2 separate regions of the Homo sapiens genome follow, and region 2 is linked to region 1. A link is an interaction called in ENCODE POLR2A ChIA-PET data of the cell type or tissue named here. Cell type or tissue: K562. All regions are shown on one strand.

Region 1 (5,000 bases):
TCCTCATGCACTTTCGATGCCTCCTTCACACCTCAGAAAGAGATGAGTTCTTTCTTCTCCACCAGGCTAACCCTTCCATGTAGACCATGAATCAAAGCGTTGACCGTCTCTTCTGCACATGGGCTGGCCCTGTCTTTGCTGTGGATTGAATCTCTTGTGCCTTCTCCTTTGCCTCCATTCCCCATACTGGTCCCTTTTCTGGTCCTCACTGCCTCTGACCTGGCTTTGGCAGCAGTTTCTCATCAGGGTGGACCTTCTCCAAGTGCTCCTCCTTCAACCCTTACACACTCTAGCTTTGTCCTTCAAAAGCACTTTTTTTTTTTTTTTTTTTTTGAGACAGAGTCTCACTCTGTTGCCCAGGCTGGAGTGCAGTGGCACGATCTTGGCTCACTGCAACCTCTACCTCCCGGGTTCGAGTGATTCTGTTGCCTTAGCCTCCTGAGTAGCTGGGATTATAGGCGCGCGCCACCATGCCTGGCTAATTTTGTATTTTTAGTAGAGACGGGGTTTCACCACGTTGGCCAGGCTGGTCTTGAACTCTCAACCTCAGGTGATCTGCCCTCCTCAGACTCCCAAAGTGCTGGGATTACAGGCGTGAGCCACCACGCCCAGCCCCAAAGCACAATTTTTGTTAAAGCACTTCCACTCCAAAGGAAAAAAATCAGTTAAAGCCTTACCAGTTACTTATACACAATGGATTCCAAATTCCATAGCCTGCCCTTCATGGGTCTACATAGTCTGAGTTCAATGGGAAACTGCAGCCTTAATTTCCATAATTTCCCCATTTTTACCACAGCCAGTGGAAATGTTTTCTCTTGTTCAGTTGTACCCATGGTTGGAGCCTCATTTTTTATTCATGTGTACGTGCTACGTGACGTGCTTTTTCTCAGCATCCACATACCAGAATATTACTGAACTCCGTAGTGCAGGTGAACAGCCACCTTTTCCTCTAAGCCCATACTCTACCCTCCCTGTGAACAGAGGCCTCTGCCTTCTCTGAATTCATTCAGCCTGTCATGATCTCTTCCTTGTGACCTTTCTTACTTCTTGTGATGTTGTTTGTATACTCATGCCTTATCACGCCTTCTGAACCATAAACTTCTTGGAGGGCATGACCCCAATAGGGTCATCTTTGTGTGTTCAAAGTCCCTTCCCCACAGGAGGGTTTTTTTTTTTTAATTTAACTCAGTATTTTTTCTTATTTATTTATTGTCCATCTAAGAAAATGCCTGTTTCTTAAAAGCATTTAGGGCAACTTGGCCGGGCGCGGTGGCTTACGCTTGTAATCCCAGCAGTTCGGGAGGCCGAGGCGGGCAGATCATGAGGTCAGGAGATTGAGACCATCCTGGCTAACACAGTGAAACCCCGTCTCTACTAAAAATACAAAAAATTAGCCGGGCATCGTGGCAGGCGCCTGTAGTCCCAGCTACTCGGGAGGCTGAGGCAGGAGAATGGCGTGAACCCGGGAGGCGGAGCTCGCAGTGAGCCGACATCACGCCACTGCACTCCAGCCTGGGTGACAGAGCGAGACTCCGTCTCAAAAAAAAAAAAAAGAAGCAGAAAAAAAAAAGCATTTAGGGCAACTTACAATAAAGGCCAAAACACAGGATGAGATTGGTAAAATAAATCCAAAAATCGGAAGGCACAGGAGACAGTGGTGAGAGGTTTGAGCAGACAATTCACACACACAAGGTGTTGAGCTGGCCAAAGGCTCAGGGAAAACCCTCTGCTTCACTAGCAAGCTAAGACACAAAATGAAAGTAGCTGGCTGGGCGTGGTGGCTCACACCTGTAATCCCAGCACTTTGGGAGACTGAGGTGGGCAGATCACCTGAGGCCAGGAGTTCGGGACCAACCTGGCCAACATGGTGAAACCCCGTCTCTACTAAAATACAAAAATTAGCTGGGTGTGGTGGCACATGCCTGTAATTCCAGCTACTCAGGAGGCTGAGGCATGAGAATTGCTTGAACCTGGGAGGCCGAGGTTGCACTGAGCCGAGATCACACCACTGCACTCCATCCTGGATGACAGAGCGAGACTCTATCTCAAAAAAAGAAACAAAAACAAAAACAAACAAACAAAAAACAACGAAAGTAGCCATGTATTCCTATTTTTTAACTATTTTGTGGGCAACCGGTAGAGGAAGATCACAGTCCCCAGTGTGGAAGAAGTTGTAGGAAGTGAACACTTTTATGTACCAGTATTGGTGTTTATGTTTATCATAAACTTCCTGTAGGCTACTTTGTCAATGTTTACAAAAATGTAAATATTGTTGGGTCTAGCAATTTTACCTATTAGAAATATATATATATATAAATTTTTATTTTGAAACGGAGTCTAGCTCTGTTGCCCAGGCTGGAGTGCAATGGCACAATCTTGGTTCACTGCAACGTCTGCCTCCTGGGTTCAAGTGATTCTCCTGCCTCAGCCTCCCGAGTAGCTAGGATTACAGGCACCCACCACCACGCCCAGCTAATTTTTGTATTTTTTTAGTAGAGATGGGGTTTCACTGTGTTGGCCAGGCTGGTCTTAAACTCCTGACCTCATGATCTGCCCACCTCGGCCTCCCAAAGTCCTGGGATTACAAGGGCAAGCCACCGCACCCAGCCACTTCTTAGAAATATTTCTATGGAAATAATTGTGGATAAGCACAGATATTAAGTAACATAATTGAAATATAACTATTTGTCTTTTTTCTTGCGCTGAACACATTTATCCTATTGTCATTGATATAATTATTATTTTTTCATCCCTAATATATGGAGTTTCAAAATGACAATATTAACACTGCAACTAGTGAAAAATAGAGACAGCACTTTGGGATGGCTTTGAAGTGTTTTGGCTTTAGGATATATCCCATTAGGGACATACCATCAGAATATTGTGTTTTAAGGTTATTATAAGAATTATTCTCTGTGTGGATATGACACCAGTTGGATATTCTTTTGATTTCAGTGTTATGAAAGATCACTTTTTAAAAAATTTAATTTTGCTCTTTAAAATTTGAAAAACATGATATGGATTCAAAGCCAGCACTCTTTGGAGAGGTGTCTTCAGTGAGGTCCAACTCCTGTCCTCACTCCTCCCCCATGTCTCCTGGATTCCTACCTCACTCCCCGCCCCTCACCGCCCCCCCCCGCCTTTTTGTTTTTTTGAGACAGAGTCTCGCTCTGTCACTCGGGCTGGAGCGCAGTAGTATGATCTCAGCTCACTGTAACCTCCACCTCCCAGGTTCAAGCAATTCTCGTGCCTCAGCCCCTTAAGTAGCTGGGATTACAGACATGTGCCACCACACCCAGCTCATTTTTTTTGTATTTTTAGTAGAGACAGGGTTTCACCATGTTGCCCAAACTGGTCTCGAACTCCTGAGCTAAGGTGATCTGCCTGCCTTGGCCTCCCAAACTGTTGGGATTACAGACGTGAGCCAGTGCGCCCAGTCTTCCTTTTTTTTTTTTTTTTTCCATAAATGGTAACATCCTGGTAATACTGTCCTCCATCTTCATTTTTCACTTAATCTATCTTGTAGATCACTGCATAGCCATAGAGAGAATTTGCTTTTCCTTTCACAACTACATAGTATTCTGTTGTATCAGGGTTTAATATATTTGACTCCCTATCAATGGACATTTCAGTTAACAGTCTTCATAATCATGGACAGTACCAAGTAAGTGGCCTCGTGAAGGTGTCCTTTTGTGTTTTTGCCAGTGTGCCTGTGGTACAGGCTCCTAGATATGGGACCGATGGATCAAAGAGGTGATGCAGATGTCATTCTGTCAACTCCTGCTGAACCCCCTCTACAGGGGCTGTGTTATCCTTTGCGTTCCCACCAGCAGTGGATGAGTGCCTCTCCCTCCAGCTTTGTCTGCAGTGTGTTGTCAAGCTGTGAGATTTCTGCTAATGTAATTGATGAGAAATGGCACCTCAGTATAGTTTCAACCAGTGGTCCTCTTATTTTTAGCAAAGTTGAGCAGCTTCTCTTCTGTGTCACTTGCGTCTCTTTCTAAGGAACTGTCTCTTCATATGTCTTTCCCATTTTCCTTTAGTCTTAAGGGTCAAAACAATTTAGAGCACGCTTTAGTCTTAAGGGTGAAAACAATTTTCATTCCTGTTTTTTCCTGCTACCTTCTTTGGCTGTGAGGAGATGGTGGGACCCAGGGAATGACATAGCCTATCAAAACAGAAGCCTTACATTTACATAGTTACCAGTTTTATTTAAAGAACTTGGACTTCCTCAACTGTCAATTAGATCTAATGACTGATATTTCATGGTGTCAATCCCTCCAGTCAAAGACGACCAGGAGCACGGTTGACAAGTTGGGTTTTTTCTTGAGGGAGAACACACACCAGTGGGAACATAGGCACTGCAGTAAGTGGGAGTGAGAGAGGACTGATGGGACCTGGGCTTTGGCTGGGTTATTCTAGGGGGCTTGAGAAGGCAGAGCTTTGCTCTGGGCAGGATGCTGCAGGAAGTGGGGGTGATTGCATGACTGAGCATCTTAATAAATCTCTGCAGGAGGGAAGACCAGACCAGGCTAAGGCTATCATTATGTAGAGAATTGGGCGTCACCCATATTAGCCTGGACACAGGAATGCTGGCTATTTTGTGGCCCAGACAATGTCTGTGTTTTGCTTGTGCTGATGGTGCTTAACCATTAGAAACCACCCCCATGGTCCAGTCAGCTCCCACCAGGCCCCACCTCCAACACCGGGGATCACAGTGCAACATGAGATTTGGGTGGGGACACAGAGCCAAACCATATCAGGAATAATCTTGTTCGTGTCTTGATCCATACTGTCACAAAATGGCCTTGTCGGTAAATGTGTGATGTGACATCTTGTGAAATTGTTCAGCAAGAGAACACCAAAGCTCACCAGGCCAGCTCACAGCGGCACCAGCGCCTGGAAGACAGGGCCTGGGCAGCTCTGCTCTTCTCAATGGGCGCCTGCAAGAAAGCCTTGGCCCTGTCCTATTTGTAATGTTGTAGTGCTGAGTGACCTAT
Region 2 (5,000 bases), 300 kb after region 1:
GTGTCGCACGGCGCACACACACAGCAGAATGTGGGTCGAACGTGCCCGGCGGGCTGCAGGCCCAGGAAACCCCCACATTCCCGGCCTGAATTCAGTCCAGAGGAGGCTGGCTGGTGTTTGCTGTTGCATCATGCCTGCAGGAGAGCAAACGAGTCTTCTTTATCTTTTTCTCCTTCCCCTCCTCTTTTCCCCTTTCCTCTCTGTTTCTTCCTCTTCCTCTTCCTTCTCTACTTCTTCCTCCTCCCATTACTCCTCCTCTCCACTCTTTTCTATATCTCCTCGTTTCCTTTAGAGGCTGATCAGTGGCGTTACGCTGAAGAAGGCCTGCTCTGGTGTTGCTCTGTCGGCTTTATTGATATGTACTTAAATCTTACTTTTATTATATCCTAGGGTGGTAGAAGGTACTCAATTATATCCATGAGGTTTCTGCAGCTGTTACATAATTGTTACACGCCCCATCACGCTTTATTGCCAGACAATTGACTGCTTTGGGAGCTGTACCTGTAAGGTATTTAAAAAGTAAGAAATAATGTTATTAATGGTTTCTTGGTAAGAGGCTCAACATCATTTCAAAACAAACTTTGGGCCTTTGTTTTATTTTTTTTCCAACGGAACTGCAGCATCTCTGAGTCTTGTGCAGCTGGCCAATGTGATGGCATTTATAGTGAAGGGTCCATGAATGCTTCATGACGGTGCCTCTCTCCCACTGGTGAATTATGTACATTTATGTGGCGTTAAAGCCCTCAAATGGCCCCGTGGAGGCGTGGATCTCAGGGAGTTGAGGCTGCCTGAAAACGCCTTGCAGGTGGCCTCAGCCAACCCATGGGGCGAGATGTTCCTTTCCCTTTCCAAAGCACACAGCGAAGTAAAAACCAAATACCAATGCGGTTTATGTCCCCTCAAAATTCCTATGTTGAAATCCTTCCCTCAAGGGGATGGTATTAGGAGGTGGGGCCTTTGGGAGCCGCTTAGGTTGTGAGGATGAAGTGAAGCCACCTTAGAAAAGAGGCCCAGGACACGGTGGCTCACACCTGTAATCCCGGTGCTTTGGGAGGCCGAGGCGGGCGGATCACGAGGTCGGGAGTTCAAGACCATCCTGGCCAACATGGTGAACCCTGTCTCTACTAAAAAAAATACAAAAATTAGCTGGGCATGGCGGCACGTGCCTGTAATCCCAGCTACTCGGGAGACTGAGGCAGGAGAATTGCTTGAGCAGGGACCCAGCAGGCAGAGATTGCAGTGAGCCGATATCATGCCACTGCACTCCAGCCTGGGCTACAGAGCAAGACTCCATCTCAAAAAAAAAAAAAAAGAAAAGAAAAGAGGCCCAGGAGAGACCCTCACCCCTCCTGCTAGAGTGAGAAGATAGCTGTCTATGCGTGAACAGCAGGCAAACTGCAGGTGCCTTGGACTTGGACTTCTCAGCCTCCAGAATGGTGAGAAATAAATTTCTGTAGTTATAAACTACCCAGAGTGTGCTGTCTTGTTATACCAGCCTGAAGGGACTAAGACAACCAATCACAACAATGGAGAGCAAAGCAACACCCTTCCTGGGAACATGACGGGGTGTTTCCAATTGTGATGACTAGATTGCAGTTTAAAAGTATATGAATTGAGCCCTCATTTGTGCTTTTATAGTTCTTTATATAGATTTTGACCATTAAACTTATAATCACTTCGTTTGTTTACTTTAAATAGTTTTGGGTTGCCCTTTCTTTATAGCCACCGTGAGCTCTTGGGGTGAAGGATAAGGCCCGAGAGCCACAGTGCTGAAAAGCATGACAAGTACAGGCTCTGGCAGATCCAAGGGCAACTCCAGCTGGTCTGCAGAGTGGCTGTGTGACTTTGGGCAAATTATAGGCCTCTCTGAGACTCTGTCTTTTTCTGTGCAAAATCAGGCCAGTGCCTACTGCATTTGTCTGTGGTAAAGATTCAATAATAGATTTAAACTGCCTACCTCAGAACCCGAAACCAAGTAGGTGCTCAAGAATGGTTAGCTGCGTTAAATTGAATTAAATGCATAATTTGCTTTATTTGGACACAGGCCATTACCAGTTAAATGATTCTAACAACACCAACATAAGATATCAAAACTAAAAATCTTTTCCCTAGAAATAATGTTTCACTTCATCCTGCATTTGAAAATCCTTTATTTTATCCTGTAAGAAATTCTCTCAGAAACCTAATTTATCTAGAATTTCAAGGGCCAAGCTTAATTTCTGTAACCATATAGTTTCGTTCTGCCATAATTATATGTCTTTTAAGAAACATTCCATGAGTTGTCCTTGTAGCCCAAATGTATCCGTTTTTGTTAACTCTGGAAAGTGCAAGTCTAGGGTATTTCACTTTTGGAAACAGGACTTGATACAATGAGCCATGAAGATTTGACATGCTGGGGTTGTGTCTCCTAAGAGAAAATCAACTCTGTAATGTGGTTCCAGACCGAGACGGGAATCACAGCGTGTCCCCTTGAGCTGACAGCATTGTGAGGGGGAGTGTGGGGAGTCAGGAAGGGTTCACCATTAGGCTAGGAGGGGTGGGTTGTTCTCCTGAGAATGGGGCTGCAATGTTTTTGGAAATAAGTGGGCCCCTTGGGCTTGTCTCCTTGGTTTTGTCCAGGCTCAGTGGAGCACTGTTGGCTGGGAGGAAACATGGCCTTCGATGTTGCCCACTTGGCAGTTTCCACCATTGTTGACTCACTTAGGCTGATGGCAGCTGCCTCTGCTGGGAAGGAAGCGTTTTTCCCACAACATATTAAATGCGGCACTGGAGGATGGCTGGCTGGTCCAGGGGCCGGATCTGGCTCTGTTGCTCACAATGATTCTGTTTGGCAAGCGTTTTTAAAAAGCCTTGGTAAGTTCCAGATGGTGACCACTTGCCTCATTTATCCTCCATTTGAAAAATTTCAAAAACTATTCATTTGTTTGCATACCAAGGCAGTACAGAATCTTCTACAGTGGCACTTCGATGGTAAGAATTGGGGTTTTTTTCCTGTGATTCTTTCCTCCGTGTTGTGGTTTATTTAGCAGTGATTGGCTTCTTTGTCTGCTTTTAGAATTGGGTATATGTTTGGATCAGCTGTATGCATTAGGACCCATTGTATGCATTAGTATCAGCTGAATACATTAGGGTCAGTCATATGTATTAGGACCAGCTATATGCATTATGGTCAGCTATATGCCTCAAGGTCTGCTATCTGCATCAGGGTCAGCTATATGCACCAGTTATGTGCATTGAAAACAGTTATATGCGTTACAGTCAGCTCTGTGCATCAAAGTCAGCTGTATGCATCAGGGTCAGGTACATGCATCAGGGTCAGCTCCATGCATCAGGGTCAGCTCCATGCATCAAGGTCAGATATATGCATCAGGGTTGGCTGTGTGCGTCAAAGTCAGCTATATGCATCAGGTTCAGGTATATGCATCAGGGTTAGTATATGCATTAAGGTCAGCTATATGCATCAGGTCAGCTATATGCATTGGGATCAGCTATATGTATCAGGTCGGCTAAATGCATCAGGATGAGCTATATGCATCAGGATCAGTTATATGTACCAGGGTCAGCTATATATGCATCAGGTCAGCTATACGTGTCAGGGTCAACTATATGCATAGGCTCAGCTATATGCATCAGCGTCAGCTATATGCATCAGGGTCGGCTATATGCATCAGGTCAGCTATATGCATCAGGTCAGCTATATGCATTAGGGTCAGCTATATGCATCAGGGTCAGCTATATGCATCGGGTCAACTATATGCATGGGGTCAGCTATATGCATCAGGTCAGCTGTACACCTTAGGGCCATTTATGCACATGAAGGCCAGTGATCTGCATGTCCCTGCTCTTTAATCTGGCAGCTCTTCCCCAGCCAATGATCTATCAATGCCTACCTGAAAAGTGACACCTTCTGTGGGGCAATTTATAATCCCTGCTGCTTTGCTCGATAGTTTGAAACAAAGCTACATATAGGACTTATTTGCATGAAACACATAATGTGGGTGGCCCAACTTTGGGTATTCCTCCCCACCACCTCCACTGAAAGGCCCTAAATCCACATTTGTCACACGCCCACCTGCTATGAGAATACAATTAAATACCAAATTCTATTCAAGTTTATTCTTTTAAAAGCCCCAGAAAAGCTTTAAAACCAGACACCAACAAAGCCAATAAAAAGAAAAGAAAGTTTTATAGTAAACCAGGGAAAAGTATAAAAGAAAAAATATAAAAGAAAAAAATAGGTAAGCAGCATGTTGAAAAGACAGGAAGTCTTTCCAGAAAAGTAAATCAATGTAGAAAAAGGAGTCATTCAGAAAACGTTGACGTATCATAAGAGAAAAATAGTAGGTAAAGAATTAAATTGACAAAAAGTCAATAAGAAATGTGAAAAAAAATCGGTATAAAGCAGCTCACACACAATGCAGAATTGGAGGTTTCCATTGCTAAAGAAGCCTTGCTCTGACTGAACAGCAGCCCAAAATCAAGGCCAGGGGTTCCTATGCTTCCAGGATGCCAAATGCTCCCCTAGGAATGTGATCATTCAGATTGGGTTCTAAAGCTGAAGGGCTTTACTGCTTTTCTAATTTACTAGAAATACACAAATACAACTAAGGAAAGTGAGAGAGAGATCGCTTTTTGAAGGCAAATTCCTTTTCTCTCATCCCTAGCTCTGCTGGCCAGAGCACAGGTTGAATCTCAAGAGGACCCTGAACTCTAGCAGGAGAGCCTAGAGCAGGTCTCTGAGTTTCTTACAGAGCCGTATGGAGCTGCTACTGTTTCCAAAGGGGTTTCAGTTCTCTCCAAGCATCCTGACTATATGACCACGAGCTACTGCTTAACAAACAGCTGCGGTGGGCTTGGAAGGCATGGGTTCCTGATGCAGGCCTCTAGAAGGTTCCAGTGAGGTCCTGATGGGCCCCCTACAGCATCCTCATGGTCATGCTGTGTTCTTGTCTCGAGCAAGGAACCACTGCCATTATGGCAGGGGGCACCACTTATGACAT

What was found. Peaks named below come from ENCODE experiments on the same cell type or tissue, not always from the same donor. Only the 100,000 strongest peaks of a DNase experiment are listed, where the experiment ranks them.
Region 2: POLR2A ChIA-PET joins it to region 1 with 5 read pairs; 2 of 35 experiments call an interaction of 5 or more read pairs at or near these places.

The regions. Positions count from the first base shown.
Region 1 is chr6:163,621,702-163,626,701 of GRCh38, forward strand. No RefSeq gene overlaps it. Among named protein-coding and RNA genes, the nearest start is that of QKI, 210 kb to the left of the region's middle. In K562, no CTCF peak of the experiment used is centred here; a DNase peak (open chromatin) is centred at 3,096; H3K27me3 peaks cover 624 bases.
Region 2 is chr6:163,924,194-163,929,193 of GRCh38, forward strand. All of the region lies in intron 4 of LOC105378102 (a long non-coding RNA gene), which reads left to right. Among named protein-coding and RNA genes, the nearest start is that of QKI, 510 kb to the left of the region's middle. In K562, no CTCF peak of the experiment used is centred here; no DNase peak of the experiment used is centred here; H3K27me3 peaks cover 1,189 bases.